Linked DNA regions of Homo sapiens: region 2 is linked to region 1. Evidence: read pairs that join two places in POLR2A ChIA-PET (ENCODE). Cell type or tissue: PC-9. All regions are shown on one strand.

What was found. Peaks named below come from ENCODE experiments on the same cell type or tissue, not always from the same donor. Only the 100,000 strongest peaks of a DNase experiment are listed, where the experiment ranks them.
Region 2: POLR2A ChIA-PET joins it to region 1 with 7 read pairs; 2 of 35 experiments call an interaction of 5 or more read pairs at or near these places.

The regions. Positions count from the first base shown.
Region 1 is chr1:184,648,615-184,652,614 of GRCh38, forward strand. No RefSeq gene overlaps it. Among named protein-coding and RNA genes, the nearest start is that of EDEM3, 100 kb to the right of the region's middle. RefSeq lists an enhancer at 833-1,162. In PC-9, no CTCF peak of the experiment used is centred here; a DNase peak (open chromatin) is centred at 2,057.
Region 2 is chr1:184,540,682-184,544,681 of GRCh38, forward strand. All of the region lies in intron 3 of C1orf21 (chromosome 1 open reading frame 21), which reads left to right. Among named protein-coding and RNA genes, the nearest start is that of C1orf21, 160 kb to the left of the region's middle. In PC-9, no CTCF peak of the experiment used is centred here; no DNase peak of the experiment used is centred here.

The DNA of each region.
Region 1 (4,000 bases):
TTGATTTTAGGCTCAGATTATTCTGAACATGTTCTCCACTCAAGAATGCACAGTGGGCTGGGTGCGGTGGCTCATGCCTGTAATCTCAGCACTTTGGGAGGCTGAGGTGGGCAGATTGCCTGAGGTCAAGAGTTCGGAGTTAGAGACCCATCTGGCCAACATGGTGAAACCCCATCTCTACTAAAAGTACAAAAAAAAAATTAGCCAGACATGGTGTGCAGCTATAATCCCAGCTACAGCTACTTGGGAGGCTGAGGCGGGGGAATTGCTTGAACCAGGGAGGTGGAGGTTGCAGTGAGCCGAGATCATGCCTCCACACTCCAGCCTGGGCGACAGAGCAAGACTCTGTCTAAAAAAAAAAAGAATGCACAGTTGGCACCCAGCCATTATGCAGGACAGGAGCAGTTCTTCATTGGGAGCGTCACCCAGAGCATTGCAGGCTGTCTAGCATTTCTGCCTTTTCCCGTTAAATGGCGAGACCATCCCAACTCAACCATTAAGACAACAAAATTCACCCCCACAGATGCTTTCCCAATGAGAATCACTGCACCAAACCAAGAAGACACACAGAGAGGTGAATGGGGATATTGGGTAGGACTCCAAGATTTTCCTCAGACCTCAAAGATAATGAGACATCACCTCAACATGATTTCCTGTGACTATCCAGACTTGTTAGGCTTTTTCTTCAGCAAAGGAGTCAGGAATGAACAGAAAAGACTCTAGTAGACTCCAAGGTGAGTGTCCCGTTGGCTTTTCCCTCTCTGGACCCTGGGAGAAGAGGAGGAGGTAGATGACTGCTCGGCAGACAAGCTCTTCCTCCCCACCCCACTCAAACCCAACAAGACAAACTTCACTTCTTGATTTCTGTTTTTAAAAAGGAAGAACAAATAAAGCAAGAGGCTGAAACTGAATGAAATTCAGTTCTCCTGTCCCTCACATCTCCTGTCTATTAATAGCCTCTTTGAATGAGTCACATTGAGACATTTATTGGCTGTCTCTGAGAGTGCTTTTACCCAAAATAGTTCCCAAGCCATGTTTCTATGCTGCTGTGATGCTGGGACAGCCAACACAGGCGCCGTTTCTCAAAGAAGAAACATGCATGTAAATCAGGTTTCACCTGGGCGGGCTGGGCCGGGGCCCAGAGTCAAAATACCAATCGGCCCCTCACAAACTTAAAATACTGAGGGCATGAATGCTTCATCCTCCGGACTCTCCCCCAGAGACCAGCCTCCTGGCGTCTCCTTGAAGAAGCACCTCATTGTCTCCACAGACCTTGGTGTTGTCTCAACTCTTACATGGTTTCTTTAATGGCTTTTTGGGGGAATGCTGTTGTGCTTCCACATGTGTGTACTGAGGGGACAGGGACAGAGAGAAAACAAGTGAGATGTTATTTCTCCCAGGACCCTAGAGCCAGGGTCTGCTCCTCCTTGTCCCTCAGAGCCTAATCCCCTCAGGGCAGGTGCCTCACTTTCCTCATTTCATGCCACCCCAGCCCCTCATTTCCTCCTCTGTCCCAAGCCATTTTTAACTGTCTGACTGGGAAGGATCTGACCTGACAGGACAATTAAATATTAATACTGTGATTGAAGAGTCTGTGTGTAAATCAATTAAAAATAGGACATGTGGGGCTCAGATATTTTTAACCTATTTTTTCTTTCTGTCTGGAAAACTCTTGCTGCATAGCTCAGACCCGGGTGCCTTGGGGCTGGGATGGATTCTGGAAGGTGGGGAGGGCAGGCTGGGAAGCTGGTCACCACCGTCCTCAGATGGGTGCTGTGTGTAGGGGCTGATGTGGCCTTTCTCCTACCACGCAGAAAGAAGGGGGTTCCATGCACCAGTCCCCTCCTCCTCCATCAAAACCTCCCAGGACTAGCTGTCACTCTCTTTGGGCTCCCCTCCTGTGCCAGTTTACATCACGTTTGTAATTATTTGATTTTTTATTGCACTGTATTCTAGAATGTGAGGGAACACATTCTAGAGGGCAGGAACCATCCTCTCCATCTTTCCATACAGGTCCCCGCCCAGCTGGAATGTGCTGGGCACTTAATAAATGTTTGTGCAATGAACCAACAGCAAGACAATGACATCTGCCACTTGTTACAACTTCCTTATTTGAAATGGCAAACCTGTTTAATGACAATCCTTCTGCCCCTTCCAAGTCAACTCAAGGTAGCATGTGGGTGAAAACAGTTTACATGGAGAAAGTATAATGTTTATAAATAAACATTTATTCCATCATCTCTTTCTGTAAAAGAAGCAGAGTGGGCAGCTGCTCCCAGACCCCGAGATAAATTGATTACCCACCATCAGCAGGCACAGATTTTGGCTCTGAGCTTCCTGGAAGCCCAGGCCAAAAGGAAGACATTGTAGGCAACATGGTTTTCATTTACTCAGCCAAAAGATCACAAGTCAGTCTGCAGAGACAAAGTTTTTCCAAAACTCTCTAACTCAAGAGTGATTTGGTATGTGAATCCTTACACTGAAATCCTAAAGCAATTAGCCGGATATGGTGGTGGGCGCCTGTAGTCCCAGATACTCAGGAGGCTGAGGCAGAAGAATCACTTGAACCTGGGAGGTGGAGGTTGCAATGAGCCAAGATGGCACCACTGCACTCCATCCAGCCTGGGCGATACAGCAAGACTCTGTCTCAAAAAAAAAAAGAAAAAAGACAGAAATCCTAAAGCAAGCTTGTCCAACCCACAGCTCACGGGTCGCATGCAGCCCAGGATGGCTTTGAATGTGGCCCAACACAAATTTGTAAACTTTCTTAAAACATTAGGAGTTCTTTTGCAATTTCGGCTATTGTTAGTGTATTTTATGTGTGGCCCGAGACAATTCTTCTTCTTCCAGTGTAGCCCAGGGAAGTCAAAAGATTGGACACCCCTGTCCTAAAGTGTCATTTAGCTGTTCCTCAAATAAGCCACACTGACTTCTGCCACAGGACTCGTCCATCTCCTGGAATGTTCGGCAGAGCTTCTTGACATTCGCCTCCCTGCTCAAGTATCCCCTCAGAGCAGCCATCCTGCCCCCCAGCACCCACTCCTAGCACCACACTCGAACCACACTTTGCCTTCCTTTATTTCTCTCCGTTGCATTTACACTCACTCATCCAAGTCCTTTACTTATGTGTTTGTCTGCTTGTTTTCTGTCTCCTTCACTAGACTATAAGCCTCATGAGGGCAGGGATTTTGTCTGTTTGGTTCATTGCTGTATTCCCAGGTCCTAGATTAGCACTTGCTATCTAACAAGCGTTAAATATATATTAGCTGAATTGTGACTCGAGGACATTTTCAAGCAGGATTTTTGGAAGTGACAGAAACACTGTTTTAAAAGAAGACTCCTGTAATTATGAAGACTGTCTGATGAGTATGATATAAAATGTTCCAGGTACTTTGATTTCTTATAATACAATTTCATACAGGGATAGAATGTGGAGGATCTATAAATGGGTTGCATTAACAAGTTCCTGGGTCTGTCATCTGTCTCAAACATCAGGAGCCTAAGTGAGATTTGGCAAGTCTTCTTTCACTCAGGGTCTGCTCTTAATTGGACTTCCCAGCAACTACTCCAAGTACAGCTCTTCAAGACTGCTTAAAATGTGAACCTTCTGGTTTAGCTACCGGACAACAAGGCAACACCTGCAGATGCTTAAGAGCTGGATTTACAGCCTCATCCTCCGAAAAAGAGAACTAACTTCAGCAGGAACAAGGACAGCTGGAGTAACTACAGGCAGAGCCAGTGCCTCCTGTAAGAGAACTCTGAACACTGTCTGGAGCTCACACAAGTTCCTGGAATAATGCTTTAAGTTCTATAATCTGTAATGCCTTGAAATTCTATATCTGTATGATATATAATCTGTATTAGTTATCTGTTGCTGCATAACAAATTATCCCCAAAGATTAGCAGCTTAAAATGACCAACATGTGTCATCCCATAGTCTCCGTGGGTCAGGAATTTGAGAGCAGCTTAGCTGGGTGGTTCTGGCTCAGGGTCTCTCACG
Region 2 (4,000 bases), 110 kb before region 1:
TGGTCTCCCAAAGTGCTGGGATTACAGGCGTGAGCCACCGTGCCCAGCCAGGAATTTCTAATCTAGTTTTAGAAAAAGTTTATGAAGCTAAAAAGTTATTTTTGTAGTTCTGATGCCATGCAATTTGGTGACTTTTTGATCTGTACCTGTAAATGGTATTGCCACAAATAGCGTAAATGCCATCATACCAGTTTTTTCTCCAAATGTTTATTATTTTTTAACCATTTAAAAGAATTATTTCATTTATTTGAAAGCCAGTTCCAAAAACAAATGATAATAGCTAACAATTGTTGTATGCTTCCTGTTTGCCATGTGGATCTAAGTGGTCCATATGAATTATCTTAAAAATCTTCATAACAATCATCATTTACCTGAGGAAACTGAGATATAGAGAAACCAATAAATGTACTAAACCCCACATAGTTGGGGGTGGGTATGAAGGAATTGGGATTTAAAGACATGTTGTCTGTGACATCTGGCCTCTTGGAGAAGGGTGGGATCCCAGAACCACTTATGTCTGTTGTTGATTTTGTCCAAGTGTGAAGGTAGCAGTACAGATGAAATATAAATTATACTTTTTTCACACACAGCCAGTGTGTTATTTTCCCCCTCAGGACCCCTAGGTTTTATTTTTTGCTTGTTTATTTAAGCAAATATCTTTAAAATAATGACTTTGAGCACCATCCTCAATGATCATACTTTCTTGTCATCATTAGAAGAACCAGCCTTGACCTCGCCATCTACCACATGCCTCCACCCCAGCACACAGAATTATGACCTCACCTCTTCTTTAGGTCTCCAGCTAAGGCTGTTTATAAGTGGCCTGTCTGGATGTCTTCAGGTGACAGATATGGATATATATCTTGTGCTCAGACCCTGGCAGAAATGACAGGGAGAAAATATGTGATTCTTAAATATTTACGAAGAGATCTCATCATGGTCCTCTGAGGATGTTAAGAACCCAAAGAATCTTAATTGTTTACAGTGCTCTCCCATTAAAACTTTAAAAGCAGTGGCCTGGGTTTCTTCTTTCAGAGTGGACCTGGCACTCCAGAGGGAAAGCTCATTTGCTTGATTGGCTTTTTGGGAAAGGTGTGCCAACGAATGTGTTTTCATTTAATAATCTGGAAACCAGGGGGATCACGGACTGGCGTGCAGAGTTGCTCAGCTAGAAGCGTCTGAACTTGAGTGGGAAGGTGACAGGATTCAGTGTGGCTTCGGGCCGGTGTGGTTTGTGAGCTTAGCCAGCTATCCTATGACAGTTTTACAAGTATAGAACTCTTGAATATGCTGAAGTTGAATATTCTGGGAAAGGAAGGGCGAAGGTGATTGAACTGTGCTCTTGTTTTTGCTTTCAGGCAAATTCCTCTTCTATACCGGGTGCAGTCATCTTTAGCTTGTCAGTTATTGTCACAACTTGTTGGGAAGATCATCAGCTTAGCCACATAGAGTTGCCTAAATATTTGAGCAGAAACCCCAGCCCTTCTGCAGGGTCTCACGTGAACATCCTACCAGATGTGGGGATATCAAGGTAAAAGACAGGGCAATTCATATAATAATACCAACAGCATACACTATGTGCCAGGCACAGTTCTAAGCACTTTACATGTCTTAGGAAAAGGTTTTTCGTATCCTTATTTTAGAGATGAGGAAAACTTAAACACTTAGGTAACTTGCCTGGGGTCACACAACCAGTAAAGAATGGAGCTAGATTCAAACCCAAGCAGGCTGGCTGCAGTAGCCAGAATGACCCAATCGTAGTTCACAGTAGTATTCACTCAAGGGATTCAGTAGGATCCATAATGATTCATAGGACAGAATGCATATCTCAACAAAACATATGTTTGTTTTGTGTTGTCTGAAGGTTGTAGATGAAGTACCTGGCAAGCATGTCAGAATTCTGAGCTGCCACTGGATGAGAAACTTCCATGTCAGAGAATCCTTTCTCCTTCCTACATGGAGAGGTGGTGAGTTAGTGAGTACAATAAGAGATAGTGCTTATACGTAGATGAGTTATTAGAAAATCTTTATGGAGCACACGCTATGTGTGGAGCATGTGCCAGTAACAAGACAAGGATGATTGTCTTTGTGTCTCTGAGAATCCAGCAGACCTCTAGGGAGAAGAAGGAGAGTTCACTTCAATGAGCCCAGAGTCCCTCACTCTCCTGGCTTTTTGGAGACTGCCTGCCTTCCATAGCCACATTATCCTAAGGGAGGAAAGAAAGAGTTAACATTCCATGGCCTTATCCAAAGCCTTCTTTGACTGTTATTGGGAAACAGTGCTTTGGGGGATGATACTGCTTAGTGCAAATAAAATGTCCTCTGGCCTGAACCTTAGAGAACCCTGAGCATGGCATCCACCTTGCTGTGGGAACCAACACTTTAATTTCCTTTCCTCTGGCTCAACGCCTGTAATCCTGGCACTTTGGGATGCTGTGGCAGGAGGATCAGTTGAACCCAGGAATTCCAGCCTTGGCAATATAGCAAGACACCTTCTTCACAAAAAAATTAAAAAATTAGCTGGGCTAGGTGGTGGTGTGTGCCTGTGGTCCCACCTACTCTGGAGGCTGAGGTGGGAGGATCACTTGAGCCCAGGAGGTCAAGGCTGCAGTGAGCCATGATCACCCAGCCTGGGCAACAGAGCAAGACTCAATCTCTTACAAGAAGAAAAAAAAAATCTTTCTCTGACCATTGTAGCCTGGGAAAGTAACAGTAATAATTAAATTATATTGTCACTTATTCGTCATGTACCAGTGAGAAATCAGCTAGTTAGTTTAATAACCATACAAAGCCTTCTGAATTGTTTATTTATGTGATTAAAGACCATTTGAAATCATCTAAAACTATTTGTCTTGGTTTTTGGCCCTTGGTATCTGGGAACTTCTTTCTAGAATTTCTCTGATGTGATATGTCCACTGTATCTTTATAAGAGGTAGGTTTATTTTTATAAAAATGTTATCACTTCTGGCAGTAGAAACAGGTATATTTGATAATTTAATGAGATGTCATCAAGAATAGTGTTTATTTTAAAAAATACTAAATATACATTTGTCTTCATTATTATGGAACTTGGGGTTGCTGGTGGTAGGAGACTTACAATGATTTCAGATGCTTTTCTCTAGCAAGGAGTATTATTTTTGCTTCTCTCAAATATCACTGAGTTCCAGTCTTCTTTATAGCTTTTCATAAAAGATCATTTTTTTTCAGAACCATTTATTCTCACCAGGAACTAAATCCAGATAAAGACATAGTTGAGTTCATATTTGATTTGAGACTATAGTGATGTTTCATTTAAGTAGCTTTGGAAAACACAGACATTTGGTTGCCATTTGATTCTGGTTACTTACTCTAGTTTGTTATCGAACTTCTGGTTCAGCAACATTAAAGGGAATTAACACTTGAATTTACATCTCTTCTGATTTGAAGCTCATGGCTTGAGGTTCAAGGGCACGCCTCTTATTAAAATCATTTAATGTTCTATACATTTCCGAGAAAGTAATCAAAATCAGACACTCTCACTCCTAGACTCAACTTCAGTGGTTATTTCTTTTATAAAATTAATTGCTTAATGGGAATTTTAAATGAAAGGCAGTGGTTTAGAAGTTGAGGCAGGGTGGCTCAGAGTCTCTTATTGTGTAATGAATCACTTGAACCCTACCATGCACCTTTTCCTGTGCATTGCTGATGAAGCCTGGTATGTGCCCCAAAGAACTTTTGAAATTAAAAAAACACAGGTCAAAGCAATCAGATGCCATTTTTCACCCATTTAGTTTAGCAAACATTGTTGAGTTTAATAATTTCTGATGCTGGTGAGGATTTGGGGAAATCAGAGCCCTTGCTGTGTTAGTGGCTCCTCATTGGTAGATAATTTATCAATATCTTTCAAAATGTTTAATGCATATACCATTGATCTACGTAGTCTACTGCTACGACTTCACCATACGTGATGTATTAGTTACCCAGTACTACATTACACATTACCACAAAATTTAACAGCTTA